Regions from separate parts of the Mus musculus genome. Here regions 2, 3, 4 and 5 are each linked to region 1. The links are chromatin loops, found by intact Hi-C in ENCODE. Cell type or tissue: heart. All regions are shown on one strand. Region 1 overlaps Gm33301 (predicted gene, 33301). Region 2 overlaps Zfpm2 (zinc finger protein, multitype 2). Region 3 overlaps Zfpm2 (zinc finger protein, multitype 2). Region 4 overlaps Zfpm2 (zinc finger protein, multitype 2). Region 5 overlaps Zfpm2 (zinc finger protein, multitype 2).

Region 1 (5,000 bases):
CTCTCTCTCTCTCTCTCTCTCTGTGTGTGTGTGTGTGTGTGTGTGTGTGTTTGCAGTGTGCAGGTTCTTTAGTTGGATGCTGACCCCCGTATGACTGGCAAGCCTGGGAGATCTATTACGAGTCGACTCCCTCAGTCTCTTTCCCATCTGGTTTCTAATGTTGGCTGTAGGCTCTCTGACAGGCATGATCTTCCCTCTGACAAGCAGGTGGACAGTGGGAGTTAGAGAACAATTTGCTGGAGTCAGTTTTTCCTTCCACCATGTGTGTCCTGAGGCTCAAACTCAGGACTTCAGGCCTGACCCTGAGAAGTAACACTAGAATCAACATGAATCATTTTTACCTTTTTAATCCACTTTATCAGGGTATGGAGTGAACTGGCATCCAAAGTTCCTCTTTCCCTGTAAACTAAGCTCCCTCCTGTGCTGTGTTTTCTCCTCCTCCAAACAACTGTGGCCACTAAAACCCAGATTGTACGTAGGATAGTTCAACAGAGCTTGCTCCCTCATGACACCATGGAGGTGAACCTGTGCTGTGTTCCCTCACCAAGGGCGTTGGAATCCAGCTGGGTTCTGGAGGAGTGGCTGTCAGTGTCACACATGGCAATGAGTGTGCCCTGGTTTGATATCATTCTTACCTACTTAGAGAAGGCAGAGGGAACTGAAGAACACTTTCTAGGCTGATTTGGTGTTGGTAGATCGTGAAGGGAACAAGGTCATCTTGGATCTAGACTACCTTTCTCCAAGGACCTTGAGATCTGGAGTGGTGACATGGAAGCCAGCCCGTGGCTTTGTGCTTAGGCTCACTGTCTTCCCTCTGTCCTGGCAGGACTCGAAGAGACCGCCTTTACAACTCCAGGGAAAGCTGTTGACACAGACTCCTGGTTCTGCTTGACATCTTTCTTCTCAGGTAGGAGGGAGGGCAGAACTCAAGTCAGTCTTGACGTAGTAAGATCTGCAGGGCAGTGGTTGGACCACATGCATCTCTGTGAAGCTCAATAAGCAAACTCAGGAGCAATCCTGGTTGTAGCTGAACATGCAATGGAGAAAAGCAAATAAAGATAGAAGGCAAAACAAAAATACAATGGAAAGCAAAAAAATAGTGGATAGAAGAAATGGGGCAGCAGGCTCACAAATCGAAATGAAGGGAAGAAAACCACTCAGGAACTAAAACAAGGTCTCTGAAAGTTGTGCAGGATTAGGAAAGCTGGTAAGCTGGTATTCTTCTCACAGAGGTATAGGGGTCACCCCACCCCGCACCGTCCTGCCTACATTCTTTAAGACTCCTAAGTCAGCAGGACTGAGTGGCTTAGCTAGGTTATTAGACAGTCGTGTGATCTTGGACTTGTCACAGTCTCCCTTAGGTCTCTCTTGAAGGCCTGGAGATGAAGCTGGAGATCGGCAGGTTCCCTTTAGTGTGAGCATTCCATGATGTACTTGAAAGGGGGACAGGTGTGATTCCTGGCGATTATGTCACCCATTCGTTTTTCCACTTGTCTGCATTATCCCTTTGACTACACGGGTGATAGTTGGAAGGCGGCCCTCCTCAGAGAGTAATGGCGCTCACCCTGTGAAGCCGAGAGAAAACAATTCCTCGTGCTCGTTTCAAGCTTGGGCTGGGAGGTGCCTTCAAGGCTTTCAGTCCAATTATAGAAATGCAGAGTCCCAGGTTCTTAATGTGTAGGTTTTATAGATATTCACTTTCCCAAGTTTCTGAGGGTTCGTAGAAATTTTTTGTGGTAGTTACAACCTCTGTTCTTCCAGGACTAGGGAAAAGCAAGTTACGGAGAGTCGTCATTTATGAACTTCACATGAACTATGCACGTAGGGCACGTAAGAATACATATGCAATTATCACCTTGACTAAGGCATAGAACATTCTGGAATCCCAGGATAATTTTTCTGTGTCTTTTCATCAGCACTTCTGCTCCACCTTACCCCAGAGCATAGCTGTTTGGCTTCTGTTTCCAAGCTTCATTTAGATGGAGTTGTTTGCACTTGGGATCTATCTGGAGAAGCTGGGATAAGATGTGGAAAAACAAGAACCTTCCAGAAAACAAAACAAAACAAAAACAAAAACAAAACAAAACAAAACAAAACAAAACAGGAAAGCCCCGGTTCCCCATAATTATCCTGTGACTTTCACATGTTTGTGGTGGCACGGGTGTGTAACCACACAGAACTCATGTCAAGTTCCCATCCTTTTTGATCAACACCGAGAGTTAAGCAATCAATGGTGGATCGGGGAAACAGCCTGTAGAAAACAGAGGAACTGAGTTTATTGGTGAGTCAAGGTAATTGCTTGGGGGTGGGGGCCGTAAATGACTCCTGGAGATATTTTAGTTTTTGAATTTTTGATGCCTGATTTTGGGCATGTCTCTTACAATGCAGTTGGAAAGGGTAAGACGGCAGAAAGAATCTCGTTTCTGAACAATGAGCTAATCACATGTCTTAGATGTTTAATTCACAAATGCTCCAGAAACACAAATAGCCTGCTATTCAAGATATGGCCACTAGATGGGGATCTTGAGTCAATCATAACTGGCCCACTCCCCCACTCCCTGATTTTTTTTTTTTTTTTTTTTTTTAAACCAGGGTTTGAATACATATGATGCGAGTTTACAATTTTGGCATTTCATGTTGTTGCTGAACTTTTTGGGGACAGTAATTTGGAGTGAAATGCATTTAGTTTTAAATGTATGAGCTTAATTAATTTTTCATCTGGGGTCTCGGTAGGGTGGAAGGGCCCCAATGTGCTGTGGCATGCTATTAATCCTGTGCTAAATTCTGGCAGAAGTTACTACTGCTTATTCACATTTCCCCACAGGGTGTGGTTAGTCGCAGTGGCTGTCACTGTACCTTATAACTGATTAAAAGTGGAAATCCTTACTAGACATTGCTCTCGCAGCAACCAGCAACTACACTTGGTTTTGTTTCCACAGGATAAGCGGGTTCCACGTCTCAACTTATGAAAAACACTAGCAGCAAGGGCTCACGTCTTTTGCTTTCTTTCATGTTAAATGAAATTCCAAAGTGATTTTTAGATGCAGCCACAACGCGACCTTATAGAAAGATCTTGAAATCCGACGTAAAGACCTTTTCTATTGGTGAAGGCAGCCATGCGACCGAGGAATAAAATTACGTTCGGCTGGAAACAGGGACTGAAGCGGTTTGTCCTCCCTAAGACGTTTCTAGCAAACGCAGGAGTTGGACGGCCTTGTCTGTAATGTGCTGACCGTCCACCTAGGGACAATGTGACCATTTGGTTTTTGGCTGCTATCTGAAATGAGTTTGAGTGTCTCAGCTCATTTCATGAGAAACACAAATAAAGGCCACATAATAAAACATGCAATTTGGGATTATTGCCAGTCTCTATTCAGAAGGTGCCCAGACCTCAATTTCTGAAAACGAAATTCTGTTCCACATAGATAGAAGCTCCTGGACTTCCAGACCGGCTCCAGTGGAGTCACGGGAAGGAAGAAGAGGAAATTGTAAACCACGAGGCATCATGCCAGAGGAAATGCCTCCGGTGACCCAGACTGAATGCCCTATGGTCTCAAAGACCCCACATTCAAACTGCACGATGTCTGGGTGTGCTTGACTCCAAGTCTCAGGCAGGGGCTATCCTCTGTCTCTGCTTTTCCATACCATGCTCTCTGCTGTATATCTTCCTTAAGCTGCGTAATAAAGAATGATAAGGGCTTCACTTCTTTCTGCCGTCACCTGACTCTGCCACAGTTCCAAGAACGGGGGCACCGGGGAGGTCTGCAGCAGTGTGGGCCCTGAGAGCTGTCTGTGGTCGTTCCACACTTCACTGCTCACTCTGGTGAGAGAAACAGACCCCAGGGGCTGGCTGCACTAGGGCAGGGAGAGGATCCCGGCGTGGACAGACTGTAGTGAAAGACCGTTTTCATAAGTATGGGACATCATCCAAGAAATGTCTCAGATTTCAGACTTTGATCCCTTTCAGCAAGTGAAGATTATTTTCAGTTGTTTATTTCTTTTTTGCATGTCTTTTTCTTAAGCAACAGTAAAGCATGTTCATTAGAAAAGTTGTAGTAAACAGACATGTCCTGTGTCCGGGGAAGTAACTGTTTGGAAGCCTATCACATAGATATAAACTCAGCCAGTGCCTTTCTGTATAGTGCACGCTTTGATCCGAGCTTGTGGGCATGCAAGTACAGTATTCCAAGAATAGTGGTCATTTTACAGTACAACTTCAAGGCTTTCGAAGACACGGGGCTGTCTTCTTGCTCTGTATTTTACCAAGTATTTATTTATAGCTTCACGGTTAACAGCTGCCTTGTATTCCCTGCTAAACAATCCCTTATTTTAGAAGAGTGCCTTCAACATGTCCACTTTATTGATGATATAAACAACACTGAAGTTACACTCAGAGAGTTTTACTGTATATGTCAATATATCTAATTTGAACAACTGACGGTGCAGATATCACGCTCCGTGTGGAAGGAATACCTTTGACAAGAGTATGGGGAATAGAAGTTGGCGGGTATAGAGGAAAGAAGAAGAAGCCCCCCTCCCCTTCCATGAGAAAATACCCTTCGCACGCACAAGCGTAAATATCCCATGTACGCCATTTTAATGTAATGGAAAGTGGTTACTTTAATCCCTAGAGTCCCTGGTTTAATGGAAAAGTTAGAGGGGACACAAGATGCATGAAACTGTTTTAAAGTCTTTGTTGGGCTTGGAATGATGAGAGTTTATGTAATTAATCATGAGGGGATGTTTTTAGTCACAGAAATGATCATTAGCACCGCACTAGAGTTAAGTAATCTTTATAGCAATATAAAAATGCCATTTTGCCCTTAGATCTTACCGAGATTTCGCTTCTCTTTTATGCTCTTTGGCATTGCAACACCCAGTAATTGAATGCTACTTACTAATGAGGACAGAGAATGGAGCCGGCTAAGCTAATGTGTCCATGGAAATTTTCTGAAGCACAAGTCCCAAATATCACCACCACAAATTGTGTTAGCCCAAAG
Region 2 (5,000 bases), 860 kb after region 1:
TGTTGTCTATGAAGGTGTATCAGCATCACATTGCTAGATTAAATTTGGCCATGGTAATGATGTTTGTTTTATGTAAATTGGCACAAGCTACAAACTGAGTATTATTTGTTTCTTACCTAGAGAAATCAAGAGAATTGTTTAAATAATGTCAGTTAAACTTTACAATGTTCCTTATCTAGCTAGCCCACTGGGAAAAATGCAAAATTTAGAGAAAATCACATTGTGGTATTTAAAGGTCTGACCTTGTCCCATGAAGTCACTGCTCATCCCTAAGGCAAGCACTATGTTCTGATATATGTCTTTGGTGTTTCACTTTAGCCTTGCGAGGACACCAGAACAAGGGAGCAGCAGTCATATTAGAACAACAGCTGTCGGTCATCTACAACTTAGTCTGACTATGGAAACAAAAATTGCTCAAAGACCAGAAAGTGCATTCTAACTTGCTGTGCTGAGAGACAGCTATATGTTTTATTATTTGGTTTGTATTATGTACTACATGTGATTTCTACAAATATATTAGGAAGCCTTTATATGTGTGTCTATATACTCTCATTCATACATGTTTTTAGGGGGTCAAATAGTAAACATTTTATTAGGCTGTCATTGAAACTAAAGTTTATATATTTTAATGGTTTTGTTTAGTGATAAATAGCCACAGAGTGATAGAGCTAAATCCCAGTCTACATCTAACTTATTCAGTTACAATTTTTTTTGTATTGTCAAAATGTGGTTTTCAGACAATCTGCTCCAGACTCCTCTGCTGAGAGGAGGCCTGTAGATTTCTCAGACCTTGATCCAGACCTCCTGATTCAGAAGTTCTGGGGTTTGGGCCAAGAAGCCTACAATTTCCTATTCAGTCCACCTGAGCTATATGTAGCCTCTAATATAATATGTATTAATAAATTATAAATATAATATTATTGTCTTTTCTCTCAAAGACAGAATGGCTAAATTCTCAAGTAGTTTTTCATAATCTGAAACCATGTCCATTTGGAGGTCAGGGAAAAGGGACGCTAGCAGGCAAAATGACTTCTCTTGGTTTGACTTGTAAGAAGTAACTTGTAGCATGTATTCATCTGTTTATGTGACTTTCATTAACATGCATATATGTGAAGAAATATATACGCCCATTGTGTTATACATGATATGTTAGTGTATGTGACTCATATACTACATGTGATAATACTGGGTCAGGTATGTTAATAACGAAGCAGTGCCCCGCAGAGCCCCTCTAACACACTTTCCATGATTTACAGGAAGTCTTCTAAACCTTGTGTGAGATCATGTGTTCCTATTATCAAGAATTTCCCAGAAGGGATGTATTCTCTAAGATCCCTTGATTTAGTCAAATCTGGACGCCCAAAGAAAACATGTAGCTGCCTTGTGTGCTTTTTCACAAGTCTAAAAGAGTCGGAGTGACTTCCTGAGGTTTGCAGTCTCATCCCCTCTCACCGTGTATCAACTCCCTAAGAGTTTTAAAGAATGCAGCACAACAGGGGAGTCACTTAAGGCAGCAAATTCATCTCCACCAATGCTGAGCCTCCTGTGACAATGGATTAATCATCAAAGTCGATTACTCTGTCACATTCTCCAAGGGTGAAATCACACATCTCACCACTGGTGTGTGGAGCAGGCATTGCCTTCATCTTCCTGGCACAGATACAAACTGTGAGCAACTTTTATGCGCTGCAGACTTGGAAGTGCTGATACATTTAAAAGAGAGCTGCCTTTCCAGCATCACCTGCCCTGTGGCTGCTGAAAAATTATACTCCGTGCATGTCTCTCAATATTCCCCACTGATAGGTCAGCAGCTATTACAAAACTGCCCTGATAAGAATCTGCTGGGAGCGTCAAGGATCGAATTAACCCAAATGGAACCACTGAGTCAGAGGAAAGCAAAGAGATGAAGCCGAATGGCTAACAGCTCTTTCTTTTCAGAGTGTTTATATCACAGCCTCCCTTCGTGACAAAAAAATCAAACTCTTAGTCTTTTGTATAAGATTGTGCTCGTCATCCCTGGGCTCAGTCACTTCCATGTTCTCTGATAAGAGCTGCGTTGTCATTGCGTCTAATACTCGTCTTACATTATCTGCGTTCCCCTCCCCTGTTTCCATTTATTTCAACTCCACTAATAGGTTACTCAGTCCTTTACATTAGAAACCATGACAGTGTTTTCCATAGTCTCCATCATACTCACCTTGGGGTGGATATTTTACCAATTCTTGTCAGATAGCTGTTAAATTACGTGGAATGGTGTTCCTAGACTTCGGTGGTGGTTAGGGTTTTGTTTCATTTGTTTGTTTGTTTTCTTTTCTTCTTTTGAGACATGTTACTAAAACGATCTACAGTCTTGCACAGTAGGAAAGGAGGATGGCTTTGAACTTGAGATTCTCCTGCCTCTACTCCTGAACACGAGGTCTGATGGTTCTTTAGATTGGAGTCAAAGCTTCCTGCGTGATGAGTAACGGCTGATCCCCAGAGAAATATTGATTGAATTATTGAGTATTCATTACAGAAAAAAATGTCCATGATTAATACACGAAATCAGAGTATGAGTGAGTGTATTAGCAACACACCTTGAGCTTTGTTTGTTTGGATTTTATTTTCTTTCATGCTTACACAACATAGTCCTTCGGTCTCAGTGCAGCATAAATGAGTTGTAGTTGATTGCATAGGCTCCGAAATGGTCAGTTCTACCTCATACCGTGGGTAGAAGGGAGCTATATTGGACTGTGAGCTCCTAGACTCCTGATTATATACTTACTGTGGAGCCTGACTTTGGACTATAGACAGTAGCATACTGTATAAACATGAATAAACTATACAACTTAATTTTATTATCTGTAGAATAATATCAGCAGGGTCTGAAAACTTAGTCACCAAATATGTGAGATCATAATTAGTCATAGTAATCCTGGCAAAAACATTGGGCCTCAATAAATATGTTGTTCCCTGATTGTAGGTTGGCGCCACCTGGTGGTCGCTGCTCAGCCTCGCTCATGCCTCTAACGGGGTTGAGGGTGTTGGGGCTAAGGAGGAGACAGCTAGAGTCCAGGAGACAATTTGAGTAATCTTTGGTTAGTTGATACCAGGATTTTCTGCCTGATGGAGAAAGATTAGTCCTGAAGAAGAATCCTCACATTTCATGAGAACATGAGAGCTTTACTGTATATCCATTTTCAAGCTGTAGGAAGATGAAAAATGAAGCCATTCACCCATCTGATGGTAGCTGTGTTTATCTAACCATCTGGCACATTGTTCAAAGACATGATTGTACTCTGAAGGCTTGTACTAAAAAGCACAAGTGAAATTATGACTTTCAAAAGGCTTTCTGTAAGTTCAAAGCATTGATGGAAGAAACATAAACAAACAAGTAACGTACAGTTCTCATTTTTCTAGAGGAAATTGTTCAGTGTTAATCATAAATGTAATATAATTTTGTACCTTTTCACTTTATACATATATATTTCCATTGTATTGGGTCCTTGCCTTGATTCTGTCTTCACAAATGTCTTTTCAAAATGGAAACTGCCTTAGTTCAATCTTTGCAATCCTCCTGTTTATTTCCTCACAGTCATACCTCATTGTACTATAAGTTTGTATCCCCTGTCTCGCACATGATTTTTGTCTTCACTTGACAAGACCCAGTTAGTTGTCAAGAACTGATGTATTAAAGATGATCCGTTGATAAAAGTCAGATTCTAGCCAACACCCAGGATCTACTGCTGTGAAATATACTACTCCCATGTCACTCCCATTGCCTAAACTATATGTGTCCCCAAACCACTCTTGTAAGATTGGTTTTTTAGCACCTGTGATGTTCAAGTATACATTGTCTTCAAATCTGTAACAATCTCCCTGATATCAGTTGCAAAGCTTACATATTTACCCAAACACAATTTAACTGACAACTGAGTTGAAGGCAAAGGTAGTAATGTCTGACTTAGCTTTGCCTTCAGCTTAGTCGTCAGTTAAATTGTGAAGTTAGTAATTGAGATGTTTCAAGGTGATAATGTGGTACGTTCATTCTGTGATAGTTGGAAGCATTGGTGGTTCTACACTAGTTCTTTGATATAAATTTGACCACAGCAGTGCACCCCTTCCATGACAAGTCAAACAAAAGGCATAACCATAAATAACTCAAGCTTTTGTAGAGAGGTCCTAAAATGCTCAGTATCATGAATTCTGGATTAGACACGTTTGGGGTAGTTTTTTCACTCCTTTGTTGATTAGCTTTTTGCTTTAGATATATTAATCAACTTTGTAAACCTCAGTTTACACCTATATAATATTGGGATTATAATAACAGAATCTTACAATTTTTGGAGAATGACTTAACATTGTACATAGAAGCATTAATCACCAGTGTTCAATAAAAAAGTAAAACCTATCGCACATTAGTAATTGTCACTGTGCTCTTTAGCAACACTGTTACTATTGTTTGTCTTTACTTGATTCACTGTAAAAGAAACTGATGCTAGATTCAATCAAAGGCAACAGGCTTGGATAGCATCATGGCTAGCAGGGATCTCTGGGCCAATAGGCCCTGTGATTAATATTTTATGACAGATTCTAATCTTGAATTAATTTCAACAGCCTTGATAGATCAACATGAGAAGAGAGTTATTTCATTAGCTAATTTGCATCTAAGAATAATGTGTGCCAAGTCTACATGATTTCCTTTTGACGTCGCAGGAAGCTGGACAGTTTACAAGGACACATTTAAATTATGGAAAATATGTTGACTTTTTTTAAAATGTGAGGTCCTTTAGCAATCTGATATTAGACTGAACTTTGGTAACCAGCACCCTAGAGATGTGTCCAAGGACAGAAAAGCCGAGGCGTCAGCTCTTTCCTGAACACCTTCCTTTCATCATACTCTCTCGGTGCCCTTCACAATGAATGCCCTTCACATATATATCATAGGACTTAGACCGAAGATTCCCCTAGATGAGTGTTGATGTGGGATAAATCTTTTGCTGTTGAAAAGCTTAGTCACA
Region 3 (5,000 bases), 590 kb after region 1:
GATGGCTGCATGTAGGAAAGGAATCCACAAAATCCACTTAGTTTTTGTAAATTTCTATTTACCTTAGCATGGACCAGTGCTGATATACAATACCATTATCTGTTAATATGGAAAATTATTTAAGAAATAAGAAGCTCTTTTGTCATTGGAATAAACTATTTTGTTTTGATAGTAATCTGCTTTTATATTCAAATATTTTAATATCAGTTGGCACGTTCCCTGAGTTAATTTTCTTGTTAGTTGGCTAACTAGTTATAACATATTTGATGTTTACCAAAGTTCTTTTTCTTTTAACGAGTTCTTCTTCTTTCAACTCCAAGAGTGTGCATAGCTCTAATACTGGATATAAGCACTGAGTGATGCAGACAGCACCTGAGCCCAAGTCTGGCTCAGTCCTGAAAACTTAGTACTGTGGGTGCTTACTTTAACTTTTAACACTACTCCCTCTTAGGCTATTGATAGCTTCTTAGCGTGATCTTTTCTTCTATGCATACTCATTGGACACACACAAGCACACACAAACACACATGCATACACATACCTACACATGCACACACTCACATAACACATATACTTACATATACACACACATACACACAGAGAAACACAAACACACTATAATCCAAGAAGTACTCTAGATAAGTCTCAGTTTATTTCTAACCTTGACTTTGATCATTAATATGACATTACCTGGCATCACTGCTTTTCCTCAGATTTTTTCTAAAATGAATATTTTGTTTCCTATAATACTTTTATTTTTTATTTTTACTAGTTTGTTTGACCTTCCCAGTGAGGAAGGACTTCTTTTCCTCCTACGCTGTCACATGATGTCACGTATGTTGGAATGATTTTTCTAGGTTTACAAAATCTGCTTCTGCCAATGAAGCATGAAAGCATCCCAGAGAGCCAACTGACTGAATGTCTGTGTGTCTGTCCACAACTGTCAATACTGTGTGTGTGTGTGTGTGTGTGTGTGTGTGTGTGTGTGATACTTGTGGAAGAATGTCATTTTCAGTCAGACAGTTCAGAGAAGTGACATGAGCTTATGAGTGTGTGCTGATTGGACTCACAGTCTAAAATCAAGAATGCTGATATAATATCTTTAAATGGACAGTTGAACATAGCCTGATGGTCTCACGTATTTATAGAATAATTTGGAAGTTTCAGCATTGCCTTCTCCCATTGATGGCATCTTAGAAACGAAGCAACACCACTTATTTTGCCCCTCAGTTCAGCAGAGCTCTAGCCTCACTGGGATTTCCCAGAAAGCCAACAGTGGCCTTGTGACATGGTGCTTGTCTCCCAATCAGACAAATTTGACTGAAAATTAGAAGAACAAAAGGTCGTTTTCCTAGACTCAGATTTCAGGCCAGTTTAATATTTCTTGTAGATGTTCTGATTTCTGTGTCTGTCTCTTAAGGACATGTAGTTTAAGCAATGTATGTAACCACCTGCTGAGATATTGAGGAATATTTGTTTTTAAATTACATGTTACACCATCTTACTCTTTTTGTTTCCACAAGATTTGCATGTCTATGTTTATTATAAGGTATCTTCCTTATGCTACGGTATCATAATAGAGAGCCAAGCTGGGGAGGAAAGGCACTGGCCCCCTCTTCTCTTTGGGCACTTATGGTTAAAGAGTTAAGACAGAAATTTAGATTATTAGTTATGTATCTAATATAATCAAAAATAAAAGCAATTAGTAATTACATTAATTATATGTATCATGTATTGTTTGCATTTTAAATTTGGGGATGATCACTATTGAAGGTTTATGTATAATAGAAGAGTTTAATAAATCCACAACATTTTAAGTGATTTGTTAGAAACAGGTAGGCTTAGATCAATTGGCTTTTTAAGGACAGTATTTATGGCCTTGAGAAAGAGATACTCATCTACGCTAACAGGAATCAGGATTCAGAGAATGTAATGACAGGCATTGGGAAGTGAGAAAAAATTGAATTACAATTATTATGACTGTTATTTAATGGATATGATTATTTGAAAAGTACTTGGAAATTTCTAAGATATTTTAAATGTATAACCAACAATAGCACAGAATTTGCCATTAAATAGTATATAGTATACGTATCATAAAACAATCTCATAATGTTCATTTTGAAACTAAAAATTTTCCATGGGAATAAAAACTTGGTTTCACTTGATATTTCCTTTATAAATGCCAATGTTACTATCTCACTTTTCTGTGTCCTGGGTAATAGAAAAGAATAATGTTATCTTACTCTCATAGATGATGAGTGCTGGGAATTCCCTCTGAAGTCAGGAGAAACTGTAGTGAAAGGAAGGCAATGCTAATGGATACTGTACCCTCTTGATATACAAGGGCCGCATCTCTCTCTGTTTCTCTGACTCTGTCTCAGTCTCTGCCTCTCTCTGTTTCTCTGTCTCTCTCTCTCTCTGTCTCTCTCTGTCTCTCTATCTCTCCCTCTCTCATCCTTCCCCTTTCTCTCACTTCAATTTGTGTTGTGTAAATACAATTGGAAGAGAAATTATTCCCACTAGAAAAGTAGAACTTAATCTCTATGTAGAAGACTACACTGCCTCAGTGGTACAAGCTTATGATTCCTGTGTATTTGAAGAAGGAAGAGGTAAGCCGTTACAGTAGTAGAAGTTAAGGCTTAAGCAAATCAGTATTGTAACTGGAAAGGGAGGTATGAAATGTTCTCCTTAACAATAATATTTCACTAAAACATGGGATTTTTTGTACACAATTTTGATCATTTGTAAACAACTCTAAACTTGTCAGTCTATATCAGAAGTGAATAAGATTGTTTGAAGTTTTGTTGTCTGAAGATATTTTCATAATTCTATTCTAGCAATGATCTAGTCATTTTAATGGTTTCCATAGATAAATTTTTAGATATAAGCTGTATTTCCTTAATAAAAAATATTAGGTAATGATCTCATACCACAAATATATGAGTAGAGTATCTCAATTTTTAAGCATGATATATTTACACATGCTTAGGGAAGAATAAGAAGTGTACTTATAAAGATAGTGTATCTTCATTCAAATTTTAGCAATTGATTTTTCATAAAAGTCATTCTATGCTATTCTAAGTAACTATGTAATTTTTTTGAAGAGTAAGAGAAAAAGCTTTGTTCTTTAAGTATCTATGAAAATGCTGCTAATTGTAAACCAAAGGTTCTACTTTTGTGATAGCCCATACCATGTAGGAAATTTTCTATGGTTAGAATGACATTTTACTTTTTATTTTGTATTTTTGTCAATTTCACTTGTTTCATCAAGTTTCTTGCTAAAGGGCAAGATTTTGTGCACATCTGGAAGATGTCAGTAGTATTAAAGCTGCAGGTTTTTTCTGATTCAATATTGCATAGCTCAGTTTAAAAATGGGAAAATCACATAGAAGTCTCATCTTTATTTTATGTTCCTTTAATATGTTAAATTCCAAATTACCTGAATATATCTCAGAGATATTCTTGTTTGAGTTTCAGGCCTATAATTCTATGTAAGATTCCTAAGCCAGCACTTGGTTTGGATAATCTCTGTGTTCTTCATCTTCACAAGAAAGACTTGTTTACAATAAAATGCTCCTCCAAACTGGTTTGGACCTCTGATATTTTAAAATATTAGACAAAGTGTAAAATGATAGCTCATGTCATAACATCTTCTTTTGTCCTAAGCTGCTTGGCTTTTTGCCTTCCCAGCATCTGTATCAGGAAGGAAACAAGCAAGAATTATTTCCTGGAATTTACAGATGACTAAGACATCCATACTGGGCCCATAAGTGCTACATATTTCCTGTGGTGCTGAATTATTTGTTTGAGTTATTTCACTTACTTATCTCTGTTTTATGTAGAAAACAAGAGCATATTTTCACACATGGGCAAAACTAAGCCTACTGTTAATAATTAGTAAAAGTGGGATTCCTTACCGGTATATGTAAGTTTGTTAATGACTGAAGTGGAGTAAATATGTTTTAGGATACATAGTAGGAGCATGTCACAGGATGTGTGAACAGGATGTGTCAGATGGCTGTCACTGTAATGTAGTAAGTTGCTGAGCTATGGAAAAGATATCTGCAAAAACTATGTGTCAACGAGCAGCTCAGTTGTCGATATCAATGATCTGGGAAAGTTACTATTGGGTTGTTAGAAATTGTTTTGTGATTTTATGGTCTCTAAACAAGCTAAGAGGCAATATAAAACTACCAGCCTTGACATTAGGAGACAGAAAACCCAACTTCTTTTCCTACTATTTAGCTATAAAGAATGGTAGAGAAATTGTTAAGTAGTGTTGACACCTGAGAGATATTGGGAAAGATTGGAACCAACGAAAGGTTGCAAAGCAGAAATCCCTGGAATAATACAGAAAAAAAGAAAAATTTAATGAAACAAAAAACTCATACTTTGTATGGTGAACATTGTTGAGGACAAGAGAAAAACAGGACAGGGCAGGGTGATGGAGTGGCATTACATCTTTGTTTGGGGACACACTTGACTTTATAAAGAGCAATGGGTAAGGAAACTGAGCTTCTAGAACCTAGTCCCCTGTGTCCACCTGAGAGGCTAGTGTTAAACAAAGACAACAGAGGCTAGCAGGGAGCCTGAGACAGGGACTTATTGCTTCAGGATCCAACCACTGTGGGTGGGATAGGTAAAGGCACTGTGAAAGGAGATTGGATGCATGGGGATGTTAGAGAAGAAGAGCAGACAGGAGACATCTTGCATTTGCCTAGTGAAGAATGGTCTGCAGAAAACGAAGGTGGAGGCAGGGAAACTGAGACCTGTACCTTGGAGAACCTGTCAAATAATACAAATAACCCAATCAGAATCTTCCTTTTAGCCAAGAGCTTGATGAGACTCCATCTGTAGATCATTAATATAAATTCCACAGTAGCACTTGGTGGGTGTTTGGGGACAACCTGTGTCACCTCGTTCCTTTCCCCCTTAGCAGAGTTGGGTCAGTCTTTTTGACAGATTCCCACATCCTTGAAAAAGAAAAATTACGTGTA
Region 4 (5,000 bases), 910 kb after region 1:
AAACAAAACAAAACAAAACAAACAAACAAACAAACAGAAATAGTCCCCATTTCAGCTCCTTCTTCATTTCCAACTTAGTTCTATAAAGAAAGACAATAAGCCATCCCTTCCTTACCTGACTTAAATTTTATTGAAAGAAACTATAACCTCTTTATAAAAACAAACAAACAAAAAAACCCAAATCCACCTTCATTTTCTTTTTTTTTTTTTTTCAGATTATAGGCAGAATAGACAGAAATCTGTTTTTGGTTGGTTGGTTGGTTTTGGTTTTGGTTTTGGTTTTGGTTTTGGTTTTGGTTTTGGTTTTGGTTTGTTTAAGCTGTTCTTGATTTGCTAAGCTCAAGATAATGAATCATGAGATTAATGTGAGAACCCGGTCTTGGTAACCAGACAGACCACTAATAGACTTCTCTGAACGTCTCCTAGGAGCATTTCTCTCAGAGGAGCCTCATGATGGTGGCTTTGTCTGCTGACACTTAGAGATCTGAACTGGCCCATGAGTATGGCGCACTAGGGCCCCACTCAGTGCTAGCCTTCTAGCTTCTTAACAATATAGAGTTCAATCTCAAGTAAATTGGGGGGAGAGAGTACACACTAAAGCAAAATGAATTTTGTGCAAAATGTATTTCCATTCATTATTCCTAAATTTGATTCAACTGACAGCTTATGATCAAGAATCTTTCTCCAGTACTGTAAAAAGAAATAAAAACATACACTGTGTTTAAACAATTTTACTCAAACTGTGCCATAATTATGCTCTAAAAGACACTATCTTGTTAATGAGGTAGTCAGGCTTTCTGGATGAGTGGTTGTCAAATACCGAATAATCAAAGAAAAACAAATACGCACAAACACACATACACACACATATACCTATACATACATATGCATACATATGTATGTATATATGTATACCCTTTAAGTGAACGTGTTGGAGGTTAACTAGAGGCTTGGTTAGCTCAGTAAGGGCACATGACCCTTCTCAGGCTGCCCCAGAGCAATGCCCACCTCCTGGCCTGTCCTCTAAGCACCACTGTTCTCCTGCTTGCTCTACTCATTCCTAGATGCCTTATGATGCAAACACTAGAATGTGACAAAAAAAAGAGGAGGATGCCAGCCAGGCTGCTGTCCTGCTGTCCTGTCTGTTTGTGATGGTCTTCCAGATAAGACGCAGCCCTCTCACGAATGGAGTCTTTCTCTGCAGTTGCTCTCCTGTCCTGATCCCTTGCCTGCCTTGCTATACTCCGCTTGAGAATTTCATCTGTAGAAAATCCACTCTGTCTTGGTTTTGTGCTCCCTCCCACCCTCCATTGAGACTCATATAGGAAATCAAGAACCCATTCTGCCCAATTCTATCATCACATGGCCCAAATAAGAAATAACCATAAAATACCAAAAAGAGGTCTCCTTGTAAGCACCAAGAGAATAATACCACATTTTTCTATAACGAAGTGACACCAGCCTACAGACATATACCTATTTTTGGATTAAGACCATGGGTTGCACTGCTAATCTTAGTGGAAACAATAGCTGCTGTCAGATTGACCCTTTTGTGCCAATTAGTGAATAGTAAAATTTGTCATTGCAAACTGCACAATAAAATGGAACAGAAGGCCATGCAAGTCTTAGAAAATTATTTTGCTCTAGTTTCATAGTCATACATGGAAAAAGTTGAGATTTGCAGTGGATTGTCCAGTCATCTGCAACTTCCTTGGCAGAAAGCCACCCTGCCTTCCACGCTGCCCATCCTAACTGGACTGAGACGGGCTGACCTTGAATGTCAGACTGTCAAAGCACAAGCCATAGCTAGGACTCCCTTTCTATTTGTGGATTTCAATTACTTGAAAAACTGTTTCCTACCTTGTGATGCTATGATGCTCTTGACTAATTGTTTTTAGCTTCCATTCTTGGGCGAATGCCCATGTGGCTTGTGAGAGAGCCTCATCTTCTTATATAGCAAGAAGATATGTAGAAACTCACTCCATTGTGCACATCCTGAAATCACTCGCTTGAGGAGCCCTTCCTGGTGATGGTGGGACTCAAGTTCGTGCTGATTACCCATAATCCCATGAAGGTTTTCCAGACTGCTTAAATGACTTTGCCTGAAATTCAGCAATGAAGACCTTGCGGGAAAAGACCATGCTAAGCCACCTGACCACCAGAACGCTAGTTGAGGATTTTTACTTATGACAAACAGGTATTCAGAATGTAGAGACTTGAGAGTACCTTTGATACACCTAACATAAAATTAAGTGGGAAAGATAACTCCCCTTGTCACAGAATGATAGGAAGACAAGGAAGCAGATGTGTTCAGAGGAATGTAGGTGTATGTTCAAGCAAAATCTTTCTCATGCATTTGACTATAGGCCTGGAAAGTGTCACATTAATTTTACAGACATAACAATCTTTAATGCTTATGCTTGTCACAATTGTTTCTCCTTTGGCACAAACAGTTAACTTTCCTTGCGATTCAGCAGCAGCAGCACACTCATTTCAGTAAGCATCAAATGTCTGCTCAAAGCACGTTCTTAAAGGTAGAGCTCTAAAATGTCTATGATATAGAATGGAACTCTTTAAACAGGAGACTTTTGTATCCTTTATAGAATAAAGAAAGACGCTAAAAAGCAGAGGAATGGGAGTTGCTACATATTAACAAGCAAACGTATTAGACCTGTTCATTTGGATAGCGTTTGTTATACTTCAGCAACCCAGGCTTCCGTTCTTTCCCTGTTAGGGGTGTGGGGATGTTACATCTTTATGTTTTGTTATCTTGACAAGGGTGCGTGAGTTGAATGCAGGGGCATTCAGATGAGCATTGGAGAATAGTCTGTAAATTACTACAAAGTTGTTTAGTCAATTAACATAAATCTTTAGGGATTATAAAGCTCAGTGTAGCAACTTCAACATTTCAGGTAGAATTAAATAAATAAAACCTGCATTTTCTTTTCCTCGGTCTTTCCTTCACAGTGTGCACTGAGCGCCACCTGCTGGCTGTTTCTTTTTTCAACACTATATTCTTCCCTAACAAGTCAGTCATTCAAAATTAAGATTAGAAAAGATATGTAAATTATTAAAGATCACATATATAGTTATATCTATAAATAATATTCTAATACACACATCGATAATCTTATGTCAATGCACAGAGAGAGTATCATGAATAAAGTCAAAAGTTGCATTATTTATAAATGAGCTATAAATATCCATATTTTACCTGGAAGTATTTATTATTACAAACTGTTATATCATAATGCTACAATTTGCCTTATGGTAGAAATACTGTGGCTTTTCAAAAAAGATTTTATTTGTAATAAACTATCGTGAAAGTTTTAGATACTAATGCAAAAATTAGGGCTGTGAATAGAGATTGCCCAGTGGTTAGAGCACTGGCTGCACTTACAAAGAACCCAGCTTCAATTCCCAGAACTTACACAGCAGTTCACATTCATCCACAGCTCAGGTACTGGGGGATCTGATGGTTTTCTTGCCTCCTTGGGCACCGGCATACACATGGTACACAGATATACATGTATGCAAAACAGTCACACACTTGAAATAAAAATAAATTATGCTTTAAAGGTTAAGTTAGAATTATTAAAATTCTCTGAATTTACCTACACCATGACGTAAGCAAAAATTAATGAAATAGAACCCAAATAAATGAAGCATCACACCACTGTTCTATACGTTTATGAGCAACTTAAGAATGTCAGATTTGGGCTGGAGAGATGGCTCAGTGGTTAAGAGCACTGACTGCTTGCTCTTCCAGAGGTCCTGAGTTCAATTCCTAGCAACCACATGGTGGCTCACAACCATCTGAAATAGGGTCTGATGCCCTCTTCTGGTGTCTGAAGAGAACAATGGTGAATACATAAAATAAATAAACCTTTTAAATAAAAAAAGAAAGAAAGAAAAGAAAAGAAAAAGAGACACCAGATTTTAATCTTATGTATTAGATTATATAATCTTAAATAACATATAATTACTAAAACTATACTAGTTATGAGCTTCCTTAAACATAATAAAAGACACACTAAGTCACAGCGCACCGAAGCACAACCACGACCCACAGCTGCTACTCATCTTTTAAAAAAAAATTTTAAAGCTCCACAATTTAAAGAATTTTCAATTCTGGAAAAGTGGATAAAAAGAAAAGATGTTTTGGTAGAAATTGTACATCGCACTATTAGCATCATGGATGATTTTTGTGTTACTTGAAATTGATAACAAGGCTTTGTTCAAATATTTCATGTTTCCAATGCTAAAGCAACAGAATCTCACGCAGTTCTGCCTACACTTCCGGTCCTCCCCAGCCCGGGAAGAAAGTTAGAATCCCTGTTTCCCATTAACTTTGTTTGCCAAACCAGATAGAGTAAAAAACAGGTGCATGCACGCCATTGTCATTTTTCCACAGCGGGAAATTATTAGTTCCGTTATATTTAACAGTTGATTGTAAAGAAAAATAATTACTCAAAGGAAAGCTCATATAAAGTGAAATAAAAGCATAAACATTAATTTAAAATTATATGTTGCAATAAGAAAACCCAACACACATTGTCATCTTTAGAACTTGAACCCTAATTACAAATGATAGCCATTGTTTACTGTAGGACACATTCGACCCATGATCTCCTTCAGAATTACTGAGCTTTTATGGACAGATAAAATGCTCCCTGAGAAGAGAGAAACACTGAAACAGGAAACATGCTCTGGGCAACAAAAGAGCATGAAAATAATGCATAGTACTTATAATTTTTAATTTTCCAAGCATCACAGATTGCTTAATACTGTATGGTTGTTGGGATTTTTTTTTTTTTGATAAGTATCATGTTTTGTTAGGAGAACATTTGGGTAAATATATTTAAAAGCTAATAAACTTTACCAAGGTATGGAATATGTTGACTAAAGATGGCTTGCAGAAAGATGCAATCCCCTCTCCTGGCTGCTTTTGCCCACAGATCTCTTAAGATCATCACTTAGGGGAGTTCTGAGTGCTTCAT
Region 5 (5,000 bases), 600 kb after region 1:
TGAAAACTGATTGATTTTACCCATTGTATGAAATGGTTCACACTGTAGTGTTTACAGGAGTCACGGATGATAGCATATCCTAGGAGTTTTGTTTTGTTGTGTATGACAATCTCAGTGCATTTTATTCCCGTGAAATGGATGCCAGAATCACACATGTGCAATCTTCCAATGTTAATTTGAAAAATAAATTCAAGTTTGGTAAACCATGATCAATATTCATCTGTTAGAATTTCTGATATATTCTCGTGCTATAATAAAGTGTCTTTCTTTTTGTCCAACTAAACACATAAGGCTTAGGAGGTATCTGCTCCTTTTCAATGTCATCCTTATTTTAAGTAAGCAATATGTTTGTAACAGCAGGAATGAAAATTACTATGAAGATCATTTTATTATAATTTAGAAAACAAGTTCACAGCTTTAAAATGTAAGGTTTCTGAAAGAGCAAGAAGCTTTTTTGACTTGGAAGATTTATTTAGATTTGTTGTTTCTGAATGTTAAGAGTCATCTGAAGAAGAATAATCTATTTAATCATCCCCTGATATTCTATTTATATATCATTGATTGGCTCTTTCAGCTTTAGTCTTGATATTGGATTAATTAACCATTAAATTTAGCTGAATAATATAAAAGAGAACTTCTTTGTATGCCCATGTTCTTGGTGATGTTTTGGTCTGAATGAAGATTCAGTGTTTCTTAAGAAAGCATTTTTGATGAAATTGTGATTATGCTTAAAGTCTGTTTATCTCAGTGTTATTTGCTTACATTTGTATTTGAGTAGCACCCTCATGTTTGCCTAGCATTTGTCTCTATTAACCCTATTTATTTTTCTATTTCGAAAAAAAAATTACAAGTTTGAATAGCTTTGGTAAAGCCTGGGTAGCCAATTTACTTTAACCATATGAATTAACTTGATTCACAACCCTGCATGTTAACTGTTGATTGCATTTAGGGTTTAAGAGAAAATGTTCACACTGTAGGAAACATTTCTTGGAAATAGCAGTGTCTCCTCTCCTCTATATCTTTTAGCATCCCAAGCGATTTCCAAAGTGTTTCCTGGTTCTGCCCTACTATTTAGTAAATTTAAATCAAATAGGTTTTCAAAGCTCTTAATCTTCTCACATAAAAATTTGCATTTTCTTGTTAGTATGTAAAATTCTCTCAGTGTTTTTGTTATCATTGGCAAAGCAACAGGCAGCATTAGGCATTTGCCCATCCATTACCTGATGGGATAATCTTTATCTCTGGTAGCCCTAAACATAGAGAGTGTAGAAAGAAATAGGGAACGCTGTGATATGATGAATTTAATTATAGTAATAAAATCAGTCACTTTTTTGTTGTTCTTAAAAGGTCAAATAAAAATAGCTAGATGCGCAGTAACAATAAATGCTGCTGATGAATGCAGATTGCTGCCTCAGCACTTTTCTGAGATTAGACAGATCAGTATTGAAACTATGCACCAATTATAGTAATTATAATAATGGTAATAACAACCTTCATTTTCTGTTTGTCCTCGAAAGTCAGGAAGTTTGTTGCCTATATACCATTTTTAAATCAGCTCACTGTCATGCAGGGTAGATGTCATTTTCAGTTTAACTTCTGTAGGTTTGTTGCCTTCGTCAAAGTACAAAACTACTAAAGGCTAAGATCACATAAAAATGAGGAGGGCAAGGAAAATGTATTGTTAAATAATTCTTTTAGAAGGAGCTGGAAACATGAAGAATTCCAAACCTTACTATCACATGATATTTTAAAATGGGCTTTCTAAGAAGCAAACAAACCAACAACACCCTTACATATCCACCAGTAAAAAACTATGCTTTTTATAACCCCCCCCAAAAAAAAGCCCACCAAGGATTAAGTAAATGAATGAGAAACATACTTAAAATTTTCTATCATTTAGTGTCTCTTTGAAATCATAGTGAATGAAAAACAATATTTCAGTACCTAGATAGGGTGTATCAATCATGTGTGTACTATATTGAAAGTCTTTGTGACCAATCATTATGTCACCTTGTATGGCAACATGGAATACGCCACCGTTTCTCACTGTCTGCTCCTTGTCCTCTTGTTGAAGACAACCCAAAGAACCAGAGGCATACCAGAGTGTGTGCACTTGGGCTGAAGCCAGTGATAAATGAGCAGGGTGTTTTCAAGTCCATCACGACTATTTGGATAGGAATTTCAGCCGCATGGAAATGTTTGCAGATTGAACTCTTTTGAAACACTTTGACCTTAACACAAAATAAACCTAAGTAAAAAGCAGGGAAAGGAAGGAAGGAAGAGAGGAAGGGGGCATTGTTTGCAGGCAGAGCTCCAGGCACTGTGAAAACTTTTCACTCTTCTAAAGGAAATGCAGTACAGCAGATGGCGAGAGAGGAAGCGAGATAAACACAGGAACTGGAAAAGCAAGCAATCCATTCTAACAGGTTCTATATCGAAGATCTGGAGGGGCAGAAAGATTAGACAAGGAACTCTTCAGAAACCTGACAGTGGCTGTATCTTACCAAGTCTTATGCACATAGCCGACATGGAAAGCAGAAATGCAGACACTAGCCTGCCTGTGGTTATATATTTCTGACAGTGAGAAGGGAAGATCTTTTTAAGGATTAAAGGCATCGATTTATCAAGGGAGAAATCACCAGCTGCGACACACAAGAGCATCCTCCATTCCTCCAAGGGTTTGACAATAACATTTGATGCCATTTCAATTGTTGCACTGGAATTAGCATATGGCCCTTTACTTGGGGTCTTCGACTAACTTTTAGGGTTTTTATCTATGTAAATTACACTCCATACTAGCTAACCAACACTGAAAATCTATATGATTTGATGTGATATGTGAGCATTGTTGTATGTAGAGAGACTTAATGCATAGTTTAGAGTCAGAAGAAGGGCTACATGAAGAATATGTTCATCTCTTAGAATGCTCAACTAAAATGAAGGAGTGCACACAATGTGTGGACACAGTGAGAAGCCTGGGTTAATGACGGGGTGTTCCTCAGCCTCCATGTGCCTGCTTTAGACTTTATTGTGCTTTCCTGTCCTATCCTGGAAGCCGACAACTGTGGATAAACCAGTATATAGTCACTATTTTGTCTTTTTATTCATTCTTCTCCTGTGAAATACGTCCCAATGGCAGCTTCTCCTCCACCTACCTCTCCCAGTTCCAGCCTGCACATCCCATGTCCTCCACGTCAACTCCTCTTCTGTCTCTCCTTAGGAAAGAACAGGCCTCCGGGGATAGTAACTGAATGTGGCCTAACAAGATGCAGTCAAACTAGACACAAATCCTCATTAAGGCTGGATGAGGCAACACAGTAGAAGGGAAAGGGTCCCAAGAGTAGGTAAAAGAAGCTAAGTCGTCCCTACTTACACTGTTACGAGTCCCACAGAAACCTCCGTGCTAAAAATCAGATCATATATGCAGAGGATGTATGTGGACTCTTGGGATTGCCACGTCAGTCTCAGTGGGCTGCTATGAGCTCTGCTTAATTGATTCTGTGGGCAGTGTTCTTCTCATGTCCTCAAGCCCTCTATCTCCAACATTTCTTCCTCCCCCTCAAGCTCTGCCTAATATTTGGCTGTGAGTCTCTATCCACACCAGCTGCTAGAGGGACTCTCTCTGGTGGTGATTGAGCACGACATATACTCTGATTATTTAATCACAACAGAGTATCATAAGGAATCATTTCATTGATTCTTGACCTTGTTTTTTTATTTTTATTTTTCTTTTCAGCCAGTACTCTTTTGTTCTAGCATAGGTTTCTGTACCATCCATCTTCAGGTTGATTTAGGGCCATCCAGACAACGTGGGCTATGGGCTCTCTCTCTTCTGTTGTGGGCCTCCATATGATTAGTCATTGGTTGGCTACTCCCACAAGCTCTGAGACACTATTGGCCCAACACATCTTGCAGGCAGAACAGGTTATAGATTGATGGGTTTCTGGCTGAGATGGTGTCCCAGTCCCATCACTGGATGCTTTGCTTGGCTACAGAAGATGGCTAGTTCAGGCTCTGGATCTTCTGTTACTACAAGTCCTCAATAGGGTCATGCTCATTGTTTTCAGGAAGTTTCTGCTGCACTAGGTTCTACAGCGGCCCCTAAAAGCCCTCTAATTCAAGTGGTTTCTCCTTAGTAAGAAACAATAATTCTACAGCAGTGTATATAAAAAGACAAGAAATAGTTTACATTCTTAGGAAAATCCATTTTAGAAAGAATGATGTTTTCTGAATAGTAAAAATAGTTGTGTTGAGGCATTTGAGGTGACCCCCAAAATATCAGACCATTAATGAAAATAAATTTTGAAAATTATGTAGTATATATGCTATGTTCATATTTCACAAGACCAAACAGATGATACATGTATTAATTCCCCTTTGCAGTTAAATTTACAATTGCTTAATTAGTTTTATATCAAATAATAGACCCAGAACAGTCCAAAACAGTGCTAAACAAATCTGAAATTCAAATAATTTAAATAAATGTGGGTGATTGCTTCAGAATTCCTGGGCTGGTTTGACAACATTACCCAAATTTCTCAGCACTCTGGGCAGAACTGCAAATTTAATCGGAAAGGGGGTTCTGGTCCTCACTTAGCATTCAGAGGTCTGTTTCCACTGAGAGTTAGAAAGCTATAGCTTCGGTTGCCCCAAGCTGCTATCTTCCAATAATTGTCAATTTATGTTCTTAGTGAGTGGCACCCACATTCTTAGGTCACACAGGTCCAAATCAACCTATTTACAACCACAGTCAGTGGAAGTAAACTCACAGCAGTCAACAGTGGTGAAGAGTGCTATTTGGCTTTAGGTTTCAATACAAATCTTCAAATTTATATTTGAAGTCAATACATAAGTCCCACATCTATCAAATTTGACTAAACTCTCAGAGTCCAAAGAATCTAGAGAGAGTCCGGAAATGCCCAGTTTTTAAAGTACTGTGGGGAGGAGAGAGTTCCCACATGTTTCTGAATGTCTGGAAGATGTTGTGGGTACTGTCTGTG

What was found. A loop is a pair of places that touch in the nucleus more often than their neighbours do. Peaks named below come from ENCODE experiments on the same cell type or tissue, not always from the same donor. Only the 100,000 strongest peaks of a DNase experiment are listed, where the experiment ranks them.
Region 2: a loop joins it to region 1, with 8 times the contacts of the local background. A loop is called at or near these places in 26 of 42 quality-filtered maps.
Region 3: it touches region 1 in a loop (2.8-fold over the local background); 2 of 42 quality-filtered maps call a loop at or near these places.
Region 4: a loop joins it to region 1, with 9 times the contacts of the local background. A loop is called at or near these places in 25 of 42 quality-filtered maps.
Region 5: a loop joins it to region 1, with 3 times the contacts of the local background. A loop is called at or near these places in 2 of 42 quality-filtered maps.

What each region holds. Positions count from the first base shown.
Region 1 is chr15:40,164,374-40,169,373 of GRCm38, forward strand. It overlaps Gm33301 (predicted gene, 33301), which reads left to right. Exons shown (of 3, transcript NR_155350.1): 2 at 827-907; 3 at 2,940-3,703. Among named protein-coding and RNA genes, the nearest start is that of Gm33301, 4.3 kb to the left of the region's middle. In heart, a CTCF peak has its summit at 2,507 (motif pointing right); no DNase peak of the experiment used is centred here; H3K27ac peaks cover 498 bases.
Region 2 is chr15:41,026,936-41,031,935 of GRCm38, forward strand. All of the region lies in intron 5 of Zfpm2 (zinc finger protein, multitype 2), which reads left to right. Among named protein-coding and RNA genes, the nearest start is that of Gm46502, 140 kb to the right of the region's middle. In heart, no CTCF peak of the experiment used is centred here; a DNase peak (open chromatin) is centred at 2,986.
Region 3 is chr15:40,753,064-40,758,063 of GRCm38, forward strand. The region is part of intron 2 of Zfpm2 (zinc finger protein, multitype 2); the gene reads left to right. Among named protein-coding and RNA genes, the nearest start is that of Gm33353, 14 kb to the left of the region's middle. In heart, no CTCF peak of the experiment used is centred here; no DNase peak of the experiment used is centred here.
Region 4 is chr15:41,076,848-41,081,847 of GRCm38, forward strand. All of the region lies in intron 5 of Zfpm2 (zinc finger protein, multitype 2), which reads left to right. Among named protein-coding and RNA genes, the nearest start is that of Gm46502, 95 kb to the right of the region's middle. In heart, a CTCF peak has its summit at 2,981 (motif pointing left); no DNase peak of the experiment used is centred here; H3K27ac peaks cover 398 bases.
Region 5 is chr15:40,759,462-40,764,461 of GRCm38, forward strand. All of the region lies in intron 2 of Zfpm2 (zinc finger protein, multitype 2), which reads left to right. Among named protein-coding and RNA genes, the nearest start is that of Gm33353, 20 kb to the left of the region's middle. In heart, no CTCF peak of the experiment used is centred here; no DNase peak of the experiment used is centred here.